Regions from separate parts of the Homo sapiens genome. Here region 1 is linked to region 2. The links are chromatin loops, found by intact Hi-C in ENCODE. Cell type or tissue: Caco-2. All regions are shown on one strand. Links, peaks and the distances in the headings refer to the core of each region. The heading gives the core; the rest is flanking DNA.

Evidence for each region. A loop is a pair of places that touch in the nucleus more often than their neighbours do. Peaks named below come from ENCODE experiments on the same cell type or tissue, not always from the same donor. Only the 100,000 strongest peaks of a DNase experiment are listed, where the experiment ranks them.
Region 1: a loop joins it to region 2, with 4 times the contacts of the local background. A loop is called at or near these places in 3 of 110 quality-filtered maps.

Annotation. Positions count from the first base shown.
Region 1 is chr21:15,702,598-15,710,942 of GRCh38, forward strand. It overlaps LOC124905073 (small nucleolar RNA U13), which reads left to right and starts at 6,062; the gene lies at 6,062-6,170. In Caco-2, for the core only: no CTCF peak of the experiment used is centred there; a DNase peak (open chromatin) is centred at 4,284.
Region 2 is chr21:15,635,704-15,644,048 of GRCh38, forward strand. No RefSeq gene overlaps it. Among named protein-coding and RNA genes, the nearest start is that of USP25, 90 kb to the right of the region's middle. In Caco-2, for the core only: no CTCF peak of the experiment used is centred there; DNase peaks (open chromatin) are centred at 3,648 and 7,458.

The DNA.
Region 1 (8,345 bases), core at 110-8,109, 67 kb after region 2:
AGAATGCTCCCCACTCTGCCATACCATACCACACTGCTGTTGTTTAAATATTTGTCTCCTCCAAAACTCTTGATGAAATTTAATCCCCAGTGTGGCAGTATTGAGATGTGAGGCCTTCGAGATGTGATTGGGTCATGAGGGCTCTGTCCTCATGAGTGGATGAATTCATTAATGAATGAATGGATTAATGGGTTATCATGGGAGTGGGATTGGTGGCTTTATAAACAGAGAAAGAGAGATCTGAAGGAGCACACTTGGTCAGTCCCCTTGCCATGAGATGGCCTGTGCCATCTTGGGATTCTGCAGAGAGTCCCCACCAGAAAGAAGGTTTTCATCAGATACAGCTCCTTGACCTCAGACTTCTCAGCCTGCATAATGATAAGAAATAAATTCATTTTCTTTATAAATAACCCAGTTTCAAGTATTCTATTATAAGCAACACAAAACAGACTAAGACACACACCAACAAAGCTAAAGTATTATAGTGGGCTACACCTGAAAGAGCCACAAGGAGCAGACTCTCTTTGAGGAGGCATACTTAGGGGAGTCTGAGAGGGAAAACAAAAACAAGGGCAGTAGAAGACTTAAGCCTTTTCACATTTATGGTTAATGTAAATTTCCATGCTAAAGGTCTGTTTTTTCTCAATTCCTATTACTCATATGTGTCATTTGCACCTATCAATACAAAATTACAAGGTCTGATGATAAAGCAAGAAAACACATAGTTTGAAGAGGTAAAGCAAGCATTAGAACTAGACCCAGATATGACACACATTTTTGAATTATCAGATAGGGAATCTTAAATAATTATTATTAATATGTTAAGAGGTCCTAATGGAAAAAGTAGACAATGTGCAAAAATAGATGACTAATGCAAGCAGAGAGATAGAAAATCTAAGAAAGAATCAAGAGGAAATGCAAGAAATCCAAAACACTGTAACAGATATGATGAATAATGAGGTATGCACTCATCAGCAGACTCGACATGGCCATGGAAAGAATCAGTGAGCTTGAAGACAAGTCAGTAGAAATAACTAAAGTATCTAAAAATTGGAAGAGACATTAAAAGTTGTCTACTGTATCCATTTATTTAAGAACTGGTTTAAACACACGCCCTCTTTCCTGATGGGATTCCAATTATGTCAGTAATCATCTAATTCTCACTTTCAAGATTATTGCAAGCGTGTGATTTTAACATGACTATCATAGATAAAACAACTTTACCCATTCAAATACCATTTGGCCATTACTGAGCAATGTAACATACCAGTTATATACAGTTATAATTTAATTCAAAAAATTAAAAAGAGAGTCTACATTTTCCTCACTATTTGTGTAATATCTCGGCCAACTTTTTAACATCTCTGTATGATCATTTTTTAACTAAATGCCATATATTTTTCACACTGTACCCTTTACACTCAGCTAGCTACTGCTGCCTTGATACTTTCTGGGACTAAGGATGAGCTGTCAAACACTATAACTAAGAGCTCTTATTTATGGCCTTGCTTCCTTGAACTCAGTATTTAGCTTTACTTCAGTCAGTGTCGATTTCAGTCCAGCTGTTCATGTTTGAGTATTTAGGTTACTTGCTTCCAAATACTCATGACACTGAACTATTGAAGGTCAAGTTACTGCTAAATGGACTGTTTTGTATATTATAATAGCAGAGGAATATTATAGCAGTTTCATAAGATTATTAGCTTTTCCTACTTTCACAGACTATAATTGGCATTTAAGCTCATATTCATATATTCCCCATGCCCATAACTCTCATTTATATGTGTGATTCTGTGTTGTTATAGAGAGGGCTAAGAAGAGGTGGCCCAGGCCTTTAAGACATAATCAGACTATACCTGTGGTATTAGCCTCACCTTGGAAGCTTTTTAAAAATTCTATCATTCAAGCCTATTTGAGGTGGGACCTGTTTGAGTTGGGGCCTAGGCATTAATATTTTTAAAGCACTCTCCCAATAACTGTAATGTGCAAACGGGGTTAGAACTCCTGAACTACTTTCTATAATAATAAAAATCTCACATAAATAGCTTTAAAAGAGATACATAAGAATGTCTCAAACAAACACACACACACACACACACACTCCCTCCCTCTCTCTCACCCTCTTTCTCTCTCTCTCTCTCACACAAGATTTCACAGGATTGAGAGATCATATCCAATAAAAGTTCGCAACAAAGGCTCATGAGCGTAAAGGACTGCAAAGGTTTTGGACAGGAGGCCCTGACTGAGTGGAGGCACATTCCTGGCAGAGGGAAACTGTGATGGAAGGAAGGGAAACCAATACACTTCACAAAGACCTTTTTGAACAACATTGAAAAGAAAAACCCAGAAGAGAATACAATAAGGAATTGTAGAAAATAAGATGAGACAGGGAGCAGGGTCCCCAATTAAGAGGACATCAAACTTACATTTTAGGGTGCTGTCATTTTAAAGTGTTTCTAAAACACTGTAGTTTTTCATATTATTTAAATGTACAGAAACTTAAACCTATGGTCCTGTTACCCAGTGATATGGTTAGGCTGTGTCCCCACATCTCATCTTGAATTCCCAGGTGTTGTGGGAGGGACCCAGTGGGAGGTGATTCAATAATGGGGGCGGGTCTTTCCTGTGCTGTTCTCTTGGTAGTAAATAAGTCTCACAAGATCTGATGTTTTTAAAAAGGGGGAGTTTCCCTGTACAAGCTCTCTTCTTTTGTCTGCCGCCATGTGAGACGTGTCTTTCACCTTCCACCATGATTGTGAGGCCTCCCCAGCCACGTAGAACTGTTACTCCAATAAACTTCTTTCTTTTTTCAAATTGCCCAGTCTCAGGTATGTCTTTATCAGCAGCATGAGTACAGACTAATACACCCAGCTTAGGAATAAAACACTATTAATGCAGTTGAAATCTCCTATGTTTTGTTCCATAATCATAATTAATTTCTCCCTTAGCAGAGATAATCATTATCCTACATTTGGTGTTTATTATTCTTAAGCATTTCTTATACTCAGATGCATAGATATTACTTAGATAATACATAGATGCTTATGTTCCAAAACAAAACAAATACTCCAAGTTAAAAAATATATTGTGAAGTTTAATAGAAAAGACATGGAATCAACCTAGGTGCCCATCAATGACAGACTAGATAAAGAAAATGTGGCACATATAAACTATAGAATACTATGCAGCCATTAAAAAAGAGTGAAATCTTGTCCTTTGCAGCAACATGAATGCAGTTGGAGGCCATTATCCTAAACAAATTAACACAGTAATGGAAAACTAAATACCACATGTTCTGACTTATAATAAGTAGGAGCTAAACACTGCGTATACATGGACATAAAGATGTGAATAATAGGCACTGGCGATTACTAGAAGAGGGAGTGATGGGGAGAAAGGGCTGAAAAACTACCTATTGGGTACTATTCTTACTATGTGGGTGATAGGATCATTCATACCCCAAACCTCAGCATCACACAATATACCTATGTAACAAACCTGGACATGTATCACTTGAATCTAAAATAAAAGTTGAAATTATAAAATATATACATATTTGGCTGGATGTGGTGGCTCACACCTATGATCCCAACACGTTGCGAAGCTGAGGCAGGTGGATCACTTGAGGTCAGGAGTTCGAGACCAGCCTGGCCAACATGGTGAAACCCTGTCTTTACTAAAAATGCAAAAATTATCTGGGCGTGGTGGCGCATGCCTGTAATCCCAGCTACTCTGGAGGCTGAGGCACAGGAATCACTTGAACCTGGGAGGTGAAGGTTGCAGTGAGCCGAGATTGCACCACTGTACTCCAACCTGGGTGACAGAGCAAGACTCCACCTGGAAAAAAAAATATATATATATACACACACACATATATACACATATATGCACATATATATATATATGTGTGTGTATATATATATATATATATAGAGAGAGAGAGAGAGAGAGAGAGAGAGAGAGAGAGAAAAGTTTTGAAGAGAATAAATATGGCATAATGAAAAAGGTGTTTCAGGAAGTTGGGTCTAGCTAAAACATACAGTACAGAAAGTTTTTGTGTCATCTAGGAGTATTTGGACCAGCATGTAAAATTGGGCTTAGAAAAGGATGGATATCAAAAAATGGAAAAGAAATTTCAGCGTCTTAAATATAGAGAATGAGGAAGCAGAATGAGTCAAACCAAGATACTAGGCTTTGTCCCCGAAGGATTAAAATAACGATGTGGTGTTGACAGATTCAGTGAGTCACAGTGGAAGAACTGGTTTCCAGGAGTATAGATGTGTTGTGGAATTTGGCCCTGCTGACCATTCCCTCATTGCTGAAGCACTCTCCTCCCTAGCCTTCTGCCATCCCTTTCTTTTGGCTTTGTTCCTACCTCTTTCATTGTTCTAAGTCTTCCTTATGGTCTTCAATTTGTATCCAATTTTTCTTACAGCTAATACTCTCCTGGACTGACTCATTCACTTCCAGGGCCTTAATACACAAATGCTGATGACTTCCAAATTCTTATGGCCAACATGTAAAGTCTCCTCAGCTCCATATTTCATTTCTAATTGCCTATGGGTATTTATCCCACAGCCACTTTTAACATGTCCAAAATTAGTCTTATTACCATCTTATTCCCTTCTCATTTTATTCATCCCTTTTATTCTTACTTATTCCTGCTCCTTTATTCTCTATCTCTGCAAATGTTCTCCAAGTTTTATCATCTTACCAAAGCTAGAAAACTGGAAAACATCCTCACACTTCTCCCTGAACATGAGCTGTGCCCACTATTTAATGCCATGTCTTGCCAAATCAACCTCTTTAATTGTGCTTGTATTGTTTTCCACTTTTCAACTGTCTCCACTGTCTTAATCTCAGGTGGTTTTAACTATGTTCTCTGGCCTATTACAATATTCTGTAAACTTATCTTTTCACCCCTAGTCTTGTCCAATTCCTTCTCTCTGTCTCTCTTCTACTATGAGTGATTTTCTTAAATATAAATTTGATCATTCCCTGCTCTTAGGTGGAGGGGAAATTAGGACACCTCATTACCTTCTGCAGAAGCTTTCCGTCTTGTTCTTTTAAATCCTAATTAGGACTCTACAGAGTTAACTCAAAGACAACCAATGGCGCCAAGTCAGAAGCTGAAAGACAAGTGAATTATTTGATGAGACACAAAAGCGTTGAATTCAAAAGCACAGGCCCTTTTTTCCCCACTCGTTTTGCTGCTAGGAAATTCACTCAGCAAATATTTATCAAGTATGCACCATGTGCCAGACACTCTTCTCAGTGCTACTCTATATTAATTCTACTAATTCCTATAAAAACCCATGGATATTATTTCAATTTTACAGATGAAGAAACTGAGGCATATTACTCAAGGTTAAGTTACTCAAGGTCCCCAGCTCGGTGAAGTCCAGAACCGGGACGTGAACCCAGATAATCAGACTCTAGAATTTTGCTACTCAAAGTAGAATTCATGGGCCAGCAGAATGGTAACACTGGTGATATTAGAAATACAGGCCCTGTGCTTCTACCCTAGACTTAATCATTATGTAAATTTTTACAAGATTTCCAGGTGATGTGTGCATTACTTCATGCTTGAAAAGCTTTGCCTTCAAGTCTGGGTTCTTAACCACATGTCAACCCAATATAACAGTAGTTGACTTGTTCTTTCTTCCTCAGACATGTGAGTTGGCTCTCCTTTTTATGTACCTGTCAAACACAAAAGTAACAAGCCTTAAAACCTTGCCCCTGCCAGGCGCGGTAGCTCACGCCTGTAATCCCAGCACTTTCGGAGGCTGAAGCGGGCGGATCACCTGAGGTCAGGCGTTCGAGATCAGCCTGACCAACATGGCGAAACTCCATCTCCACTAAAAATACAAAAATTAGCCAGGCGTGGTGGTGGGCACCTGTAATCCCAACTACTCGGGAGGCTGAGGCAGTAGTATTGCTTGAATCCAGGAGGCAGAAGTTGCAGTGAGCCGAGATCGCACCACTGCACTCCAGCCTGGGTGACAGAGCGAGACTCTGTCTCAAAAAACAAAACAAAACAAAACAAATAAACCTCACCCCGATCCTTTTGTAGATCATGAGCATGATGATTGGGTGTTGACACAAATATGTGAAATGTGCCAGCCTCAAACCTTCTTATGACATCAGATCAGCACATGACTCTGCTGGGAAGTCATTAATCCATTATACATTAAGTATCTGGAACTTTTCTGGTTAAAACAAATATATACCTATATCTCTAAGAGATATTATTCTTGATGTAGGTCAATTTTATAGGTCCTGAAGAGGAAGTAGTGTACCGATGTTCAAAATGATGTCTGGTCAGTGATGGTTGTCCAAACACACACACACACACACACACACACACACACACACACACACACACACACACACACGGGGGAGGGGGGAGAGAGAGAGTCACTGTGTTACCCAGGCTGGAATGGAGTGTCTATTCACAGATGTGATCACAAGTCCCTGCAGCCTTTGACCCCTAGACTCAAGTGATCCTTTTGCCACAGCCTCCTGAGTAGCTGGGACTACAGGCACACACCACCATCCCTGGCTCAAACACTTGATATTAGTCTAATACCAGTAGCCAGACAGGCTAGAGGAGGGATGAAACCAGCTTTGTCTATGTAGTAGGGAACGTTGAGGATCAGATACCATTACAACCCTAACTGATAACACAATCAGCTATCACAATCTTAACAGTGACTTGAGGTAATACGTATCTTCTAAGTTAATGTGGGAGAGAGGTGGGTTTCAGGATAAACTGTAAACCGCTCATTCTTATGAGACTCACTTGAGGAGGTTTCTGGACAAGCTTCCACATTGACTCCTCACTCACATGGAAGTTGTTTCCAGCACTTTGTGAAGTCTCCCATAAAACATGTGAAACTCCATCAAGTAGTAATAAGAAATGGAAGGTTCACTGAAGATGTTGCAGAGAGAAAGAGAAGATGCCATGTCACACACCACACAGCAGAAATTTAGGCAAAATCCTCATTAGACATAAGAATTCTTAATGTTTTTCTTTCCCAAACACTTTCTTCCCAATCTCAATAGCTTTTCTTCCGTTTTCTTTCTTTCCTCCTTTCCTTTTTCAGGCAGTATCTAACAAACTGCAATACTCTTACCAGTATCAACTTTAATGCTAAGCTTAAATAATGTAAGCAAAGCATAAACTGTAGAGTTCAAAACAGTAATAAATCTCCTAGCAGGTTTCACTATCCATCACACCCACCCAACCTCATTCTCAGGATCCTGTAAAACAAAAGCAGGTCTCTTCTAGGCGGGGATAGGGATATGCATTGTTAATAAGTTTCTTCATCCTGCTACATTCTCCTCTGGTGCCAGCACTTCTTCATATTTTCTATAGAACTAAGAATAAAAGCTTTTATTCTGGTGGCTAAGGGCTGAATGGACATGCTATCCTCAACATTCAAAAAGCAAAGTGCCTGCTCTTTGGATGAGTGCATGTATTTATTTATGTGATAAGTATTTGAAACAGGTCTTTAAGTTGCATATATTTATAAGATACATGTCATATTTTGATACACACATATAATGTGTAATGATCAAATTGGAGTAATTGGGAGATCCACTACCTCAGTCATTGATCTTGTCTTTGTGCTGGGAATATTCCATATCTACTCCTCTAGTTATTTTTAAATATACAAAGAATTACTGTTAACCACAGTCTTCCCATTGTGCTGCTGAACACTAGATCTTATTTCTACTATCTAACTATATTTTTGTTCCTGTTAACAAGCCTCTCTTTATCTCCCCTTCCCACTACCTTTCTGAGTGTCATTCTACTCTCTACTTCCATAAGATCAATTTATTTTAGCCCCCACATATGGGTGAGAAGCTGCAATATTTGTCTTTCTGTGCCTGACTTATTTCACTTAGCATAATGCCCTCCAATTCCATCCATGTTGTTGCAAATGACAGGATTTCCATTCTTTTTATGGCTGAATAATATTTCATTGTGTGTATGTACCACATTTTCTTTATCCATTCATTTGTTGACAGACACAGAGGTTGATTCCATATCTTGGCTAATGTGAATAGTGCTGGAATAAACATGGGAGTGTAGATAACTGTTTGACATATTGATTTCCTTTCTTTTGGATATATGCTCAGCAGTGGAATTGCTGGATCATATGGTACTTCCAATTTTACTTTTTTGAGGAATCTCCATGCTGTTTTCCATAGTGACTGCACTAATTTATGTTCCAACAAACAATGTATAAGCATTCCCCTGTGTCCACATCACCAATATCTGTGTTTTTTTTTTCTTTGTAATAATAGTCATTCTAACTGGGGTAAAATGATATCTCATT
Region 2 (8,345 bases), core at 55-8,054:
ATTAGAACCTTTTTTAACTCCCTGAGCTGCAACATTAAATTCACAGTCTTTACTTAGTGGGCCCAAATCATTAATCTCAGCCTGATGCAACTCTATGTTCCTTCCACCATTATCCCATACCCTTAACATCCATTCCCATGACTGTTTTCCAGATTGCTGTTTATATAAATTAGAGAACTCAAACAGTTCTTTTGGAGTGTAGCGCACCTCCTCATGGGTCACACTCTGAACCTCCCCTCTAGGGGCCCATAGGGACTTTAGTGTAGTTACAGGTCTAAAAGCAAACAGAGGTGTTGAGGGTGGCTCTGAGGAGAGTCAACATTATCTTGCCTGGCAGCTGCCTCCGGGGAGGCCATCACTGTTGCCTCGGGTAGTGTGGGGTTTATCTCCTCAGACAAAGGTGGAAAGGCTGATGGCAGCCCGGGTTGCGGAGGGGATGTTGCCACTACTGGGGATGGGGAAGTTCTTCCTTCTGGCAAAAAAGGTTCATCAGAGTTTACAGACTCAGTGTCCCCGGCTTTATCAGGGTCCTCTCACAAGATCCCATTTGAAGTTGCAGAGTTCCATTCTTTTCCAATCAATGCCCTCACTTTAACAGTAGGCACCTGGCGAGGCTGTGCGTGCATCTTTCATTGCAGGTCAGCCACTTGCATGATAAGAGCTTGTGTCTGTTTTTCCACAATTTCAACTCTTTCTCTACAGGACATAAGACTCTCACTCAGGGCAATCTTAGCATACTTGTGGCTCAGTATCTGCTTCTGAAGCCGGGAGACAGAATCCCTGAGTTCAACATTTTCTTTCATCACTTTGTCCACTGAACAGGAGCAACCAACCAGCTTCATTATGTTCTTTGGTTCTCCACATATGGCCAAAGGAATTATGTATAAAGTCACTAAACCCCTTGCCTCTCATGAGCAGTGAATCAGGAGTCTCAAATGCATTTATTTTGCATAACTCTTTAAACAGTTTTCAACAAGGACTATCAGTTTTCTCCATACTATTAGAAGTAGAGTCCCTGGCATCTTTAGGTCTAATCATATTAAGCAGCCAATTTCAGAATCCCCAAAACCAATGAAAGAACAACATCCTTAATATTCTGTTCCTCTAGAACCACTCCTGGTACCGAAAACTGTATTAGTCAGGGTTCTCTAAGAGGGATAGAACTAATAGGATATATATATATCCTACTAAATAAACACACACATATATATATATATATGTTTATTAAGTATTAACTTACACGATCACAAGGTCCCACAATAGGCTGTCTACAAGCTGTTGAGCGAGGAGAGCCAGTCTGAATCCCAAAACTGAAGAACTTGGAGTCTGCTCTTCAAGGCCAAGAAGCATCCAGCACAGGAGAAAGATGTAGGCTGGGAAGCTAGGCTGTCTCTTGTTTTCACATTTTTCTGCCTGCTTTATATTCACTGCCAGCTGATTAGTTTGTGCCCACCAGATTAAGGGTGGGTCTGCCTTCCACAGCCCACTGACTCAAATGTTAATCTCTTTTGGCAACACTCACACAGACACACCCAGAATTAATGCTTTGTATCCTTCAATCCAATCAAGTTGACACTCAGTATTAACCATCACAAGCATTTAATATAAACCTAATAAGTTATTTCTAACAGCTTTATTGAGATATAATTTACATACCATAAAATTTACCCTTTTAAAGTATACAGTTCAGTGGTTTTAATAATTCACAAAGTGGTACAACCATCATCACAATTTAGTTTTAGAACATTTTCATCACTCCAACATAAATAATTTTTTAGTTCTTTTTGCTTTCACCTTTAGGAATTCTGTATTTCTGGATAATTATAAAAGGCACTTTATTAATTTGGCAATGACTGGGTCAAATCTAAAATGAAGAAAAAAATGCTGTAAAGTTAGACAGCTATCATAAAGGAGATAATAAGTAATTGTTTTATTTGTTGTCTTTAAACATGTAAAGGCTTCTGGGAAGAATCCTTAAATATTAATTTTTAGTAATGGAAATTCTGGAAATTAAAATATATCAAACATCAAATGTTATTAAAAATTTTAAATCAACAAAAGTCTGCATTTGTAAGTCAAATTTCTACCTAAGATTACAAAGGCTTTGGTTATAGATCCCCTTAAAAGGATTTGGATGATTCTAAGAAGAAAACAAAATTACTTAGATGTAATCCTAGCTTTTGGCTCTGTCAATGCAGAAGACATTTCATCATGTGATTACACAGCAATAGGGTGTTTTTATAGTACCTATTCTTATAGAAAATGTTCTTTGAAGTTCTGTGCACACTGGTAAAGACAGGATAGTTGCCATATTTCAGCACCTAACCAGAACAAAAGATGTGCATTCATTTTACATTCACAAGTCTTATTAATTTTTACAAATTTGCATGACTTATTTTAAATTTGTACTGCGTGAGTTGGAGAAATTCTCAATGATCAAGTTATCTGAGAGCATTAGTCATTCTTTAACATGATTATTGCTGCACTGGGTTAAGTCGTATTTGATAATTTTCTTCTAAATGTGACTTAATGGGCTTACCAAACCAACATTAAAAAAGCTTTTCAACTATTTAGTCACTTACATTTTCTGCTATTAAAAAATGTTTCTGATTTTTGAGTGTTTGCCTCCCAAAAAACACTTTAGAAGTTTTTTCAGAAACACAACTTAATGGGTTAATCCTGCTACCAAAACAGACTCTCTTGGGATTCACAGGCTGAGAATCCAAACTTTTACCAAACATGATTTCTTATAAAGACGTCTTATAGCTTACTGAGAGAAACCATTTGGGGAACACTGCAAAAATACAGTGTAGTAGAATCTGGGGAGCAACTTTGTTCAGAATTTTGGGCTATGGTATTTCAGGAATTTAAAAAAAAACAAAGCATTAGAATAAAAGTCTAAATGGACTCCCTCTTTGGCCAGGGCACTCTAAAATGTAACCTGAAAGACTGGTTCAGGCCATGATGAGAAGTGGGGTTCAGACATGCCTCATCATACCCTTCCAGCAGTAACATCAATGCCTACCTTAAGTCTGATAAGAAACATTTACAATTCTCTCTAAAGCCTGCTACTTGGAGGCTTCATCTTTAGGATAAAACCTTGGTGTCTTCAACCCCTAATCATAGCAAAGACATCTCTTTCTACTGATAATAACTCTTTCAACCAATTGCCAATCAGAATATATTTATATCTACCTATGACCTGGAAGCCCCCTGCTTCAAGTTGTCCTGTCCTTTCAGATCAAACCAATGTAAATCTTACCTGTATTGACGGATGTGTTATGTCTCCGTACAATGTATAAAACCAAGCAGTATCCCGACCACCTTGGGCACATGTCCACATGTCGTCAGGACCTCCTGAGACGGTCATAGGCACCTCCTTAACCTTGGCAAAATAAACTTTCTGAAGTGTGTGAGATCTGTCTCAGATACTTTGGGTTCACAACAGGGAATAAAGAGTACGGCAGGAGCCCATCCAGTACCCTAAAATACTTACTTTAAACATCAGTTTTTTCCACAATGTTTACTAGAAGGCTAGGGGCCTAGCCTTAATCCTGGTGCTTGCCATGTTTGTCGTTTTGGAGGGAATGTTGTGCAACACCTTACTCACCCAGGAATTGTACCTGTTGACTCCCTTCAATGTTTGAGGCCCAGCCAGCACTCTGTCTACAGGAGCTAAACAGCACAGCTGGTTCCTCTGGCAGCGTGACTGGAATTCTTTCTCAGCTTTTATGTTCACACAGAAATGTTATCTTAATCTCAACTGACAAGTGTGTTCTTAAAACAAAACTCAAAGGTAGAAGGCTAGAGGAATGCTTCAGGGAGCTCCAAAATGAACAAAATGAATAGATCTGCACAGCAATTACATTTAGAAACCGAAACTTTTAATCCACAATTTAGACAGTAGCTGCAAAAGACAATTTGTTCCTTTCTGTTTTGGAGTGAAGATTATAATACATCATAATAGTGGTTTTTCACATTAAGTAATGTTTTTGCATTTCTGTAAAAAGTGCCTTAATGCCAAAACAAAAGGAAAATTAGTCATTAGTGGAAAAAAATAAATCCATAGTAGTGGTAATAAGTCATTTATTCCTCCATCCAGCAGTTACTGAACACCTATTGTATGCCAGATTTTTATCTAGGCAAAGAAAGAGTGAAAGATAATTCTCATAAAGGCCCTAAAAACAGGGAATCTTGGGGTATTCTGAAAACCTTGAACTAGGGCGCACTTCCGAACAAAGAAGGGGTGTGAGGGAGGACTTCTCAGAGGAGCTGAATACTTGTAAATAGATAATATGGAGATTTTAGAAATTGAAATTCGAAACATTCTAAAGCAGTGTCAGAAAATGTTCTATGTAAATTTAGCTGTTATTATTATGTTATGAAAATCTTTGTGTGTCCTAAGCATACATAACATAGGCATACATAAGAAACAGATTTAAATCCGTTTCAGATAATCCATTGTCCATCAAGCATAATTATTGATCTTCACATGGTTCAGACACAATGCTGAAAATTGGAATTAGGAAAGATAATTTTTCCAGGAGTCCCTGAGGCAAGCAGTCTTGTATCCTAAAGCTTAGCTTGTTTTTATTTATTTATTTATTTATTTATTTATTTATTTATTTATTTTGAGACAGAGCCTCACTTTGTCACCCGGGCTGGAGTGCAGTGGTGTGAACATGGCTCACTGCAGCCTCAACTTCCCAGGCTCAAGCAATCCTCCCACCTCAGGCCCCCAAGTAGCTGGGACTACAGGCACGTGCCACTGTGCCCAGGTAATTTTTGTATCTTTTGTAGATACTGGGTTTCACCATGTTGCCCAGGCTGGTCTCAAACTCCTGGGCTCAAGAGACGCACCCACCTTGGCCTCCCAAAGTGCTGGGATTACAGGCATGAGCCACAGCACCTGGCCTGTTTTTAATTTTTAATCATCAAAATTATAGGAAGAATAATTTGTTTTATTCTCTAAAGTCTCTAGAACATTTTTGTTCTCTTCCTCCCTCCCTCTCTCCTTCCCTCCCTCCTTCTCTCCCTTCCTTCCTCCTTCCCTCCCTCCGTCCATCCTTCCTTCCTTCCTTCCATCCTTCCTTCCTTCCTTCCTTCCTTCCTTCCTTCCATCCTTCTTTCCTTCCTTCCTTCCTTCCTTCCTTCTCTCTCTTTCACTCTTTCCTTTTCAATCTCATGTCTCCAAGAAAAACAAACTTGGCACAATTATTAGGAGTCACTCTTTCATGGTGAGTATAAGTTTCATGACATTTCAGAGGAAGTACAGTCAGCCATTTCCGTGGTGATTGAGGAGGTTTGAAGATTATGGACTAATACGCAGGAAGTTATCTATAGATTGCACTGGAAGGAACCTGAGGAATTAGAGCTCAGATTGGGAAGGAGATAGGTTATGTTTTCAGCACTTTTATGCGCCTTTTATCCTTTCTTATAGGAAGGCTGCAGATAATAACTAACAAATGACTAATAATACTACCTATGACTGTTTGATTCCCATTCTCTGTAATTCTGTCCTTATGAGACTGCCAGAGTGAGGACAAATTTTAGGCCACAGACTGAGAGAAAACAATAATCAATAAGAATTTCAGGTGTGGCGAGAAGGGAACATGCCATGGTCTTCAAAGCAATGATCAGAACACATTGTCTTTCCAGTTTGGGGGTGGGAAGAGAAAAAGGAGTAAGACTGTAGCAGAACTGCTTAAACAGAGCTCAATATTCTACAGAGTCAACAAGCACCCCTCTCATTCACTACATACAGATATTAAGAACGCTGATTAAAAGTGGGAGAGCTACTGCTTAAGTACAATATGTGGAATGTTGAGCTCTGTTTAAGTGTTTCTGACAGCATGCCTCTTTTTGACAAATACCAGTTAAAATATGAAATACGAGTTTCTTGGAACAGAACGCAGAATCTCTTGGGGAACTGAGAGAAGCCAAGTTGACCATTTAATAATCATCAGGTTCTTTTGGCAAATATTGAGAGCTCCCAGCAATTAGAGGTAGGCAAGTAGGCGTTGGATGGCAATCCTCTCCCATGTAACCGTGCTACCCCATGGTATGTCAATAATGAAAACAAGTTATATAACAGATTAAGATTGTCTAAAATGTATTAACAAGAAGCAAAAATAGTCACATCAACTGCTCTTGTAAGCTTAGAATACTAAGGCTGTTCAGACATTCTGAAAGCAGGATAAGCCAACCTTCTAGTTTGGGTCAAGCAACATTGTCATCTCTGAAATGAAAGTGTGTGGCCAAATGGAGATGTGAACCTACCATGCTGCTCCAGAGATATTAGTTTCTGCCGGATTTGCATATCTTTACATCGAGTTCATACATGGGTGTTGGTGCCTGTACACTCATTCTATCCAGTCATGTAACTCAAGCACAGCTCATTTTACTAATGTTTGTATGCTAATTAAAAACTCTTAGGTATAGATTCCTATAATAATATTTAAAGTTATTATGTAGCTACTTCTGAAGTGTGAATACCTGAGTAGGGTACTTCAGATGTTCAATACTCCCTTAGAACAGTGAATATAGTAAGCACTCAAATGTTACTTACTACTTTTCTTGTACTTATCTTGGTTGTCATCTTCATTAGTATGTGACATGCTCTGCTATTTCTCTACATGTCTAACTTACTCACTAAGCTAGTGCTTTTCAAGCCCATTAGTGGGTTATAAAATCAATTCAACAGTTTCTACATAGCATTTTTAAATGAACTAGGCCAGAAAAGAATAGCAAATATTAAAGTGTATCAAGTTTTTGGTTCAGGCTTATAAAGGTATATATACTGAGTTACAACGTAAAATATGTTTCCTACTGTGGCTCATGGTCAAAAAGAACAAACAGAAAAATGCTATACTAGGTTGTATACTTCAAAGAGATCTTCCCTTATTTATGTTGCTAACCCCAGTGTTTAGTATATGTTTAGCTGGTCAGTAAATGTTTGAATATGAGTAACTTGTTTTTTCTGCTAAGACGAATTTCACTGTAAGATGAGACTGGCATTTAAACCTTTTGGAGAATCTGAAACCAAATATGTGTAATTGATATTTGTAGAACCAATGCATAGAAATGTTCTCTGTTGCTCTGTTTTGAAGAAAACTGTAATTATAGACAATCTCTCCTGGAAATCTTTATAGTTTTGTGTCTCAGTGTTCTGCATTTTAAAACCCAGAAATTGCTTATTCTGGCGAAATGTATTCCAGTGCCCTTTGTATCAGTTGCCTGTTGTTGCTGTGCAAATTGCCACAAGTGTTGTTGCTTAAAACAACATGTTTACTATCTCATAGTTTTATGAACTAGACATCTGACATGAGTCTCACTGGACTATAGTCAAGAGAGCCACAGCCTGCTTTCTTCTGAGGTTCTAGAGGAGATTTTCCAGCTTCTGGATGCCTCTGGAATTCCTTGGCTCATGACTCTTCTCCATCTTCAAAGCCAGCGGCGCAGCCCTCCGACCTCTGCCTCCATGGTCACATCTCCCCTTCTGACTCTGACTCTCCTATCTTCCTCTTTGATTTATAAGGACCCTCCTGATTACACTGGGCTCACAAAGATAATCCCAGATAACCTCCCCATTTCAAGTTCTTATTTAGCCATATCTGCAAATTCTCTTTTGCCACTTAATATTCACAGGTTCCAGGAATAAAACTTAGACATCTTTGGAAGCCATTATTCTGCCTTCCATGCCCATCAATTCTACTGCCTAAGAAGTGACTCAAACAGAGAACATTTGCAAAGCATTTTGGATAACGTTCATGCTGCTTGACTTATAGATGTGGCTATGCAGGTCATTTCCTAAAAACCTGTTTTCTGATTTCGTATGATTTTGGGTGTTCAGCATGGGCCAAGAAAGTAACACCTAACCATCAGTGATTTTAAAATCCTTGCTTTTGAGAATTTGTTGAAATTTAGGTAGCAACCCACATTTTCATACTGAAATTTGAAATTGTTCTAACTTTTAACATTACTTAGTTAATAAACCTTAGAGTAATGAATTAGAGAAATAGAAGTAGAAGGTACAGAATTCTAAACTAGTGAAGAACAGTTTGATAATTTATGAGGATACATAACTTGCAGAATGTGAAATTTTGGGAAATAATATGGCTGTCCAGGGCAAAGTCACTGCAGTTTCCTGAGTAATTAAGAAATGTAATTTGGAAGAACTGCTGGCCTGTTGGCAAAGATTTTGAACACTATCTACGCTGGTTTGTTTTATAAGTCAATGCCTTCTAACGCTTTTATTTTCAGTGACTGTCATTTTAATTTTTTTCTCCAGTTCCCTAGTTTCTATGAGAATTTGGTCTTGCTAATAAGATTTTCTCCAATTATGA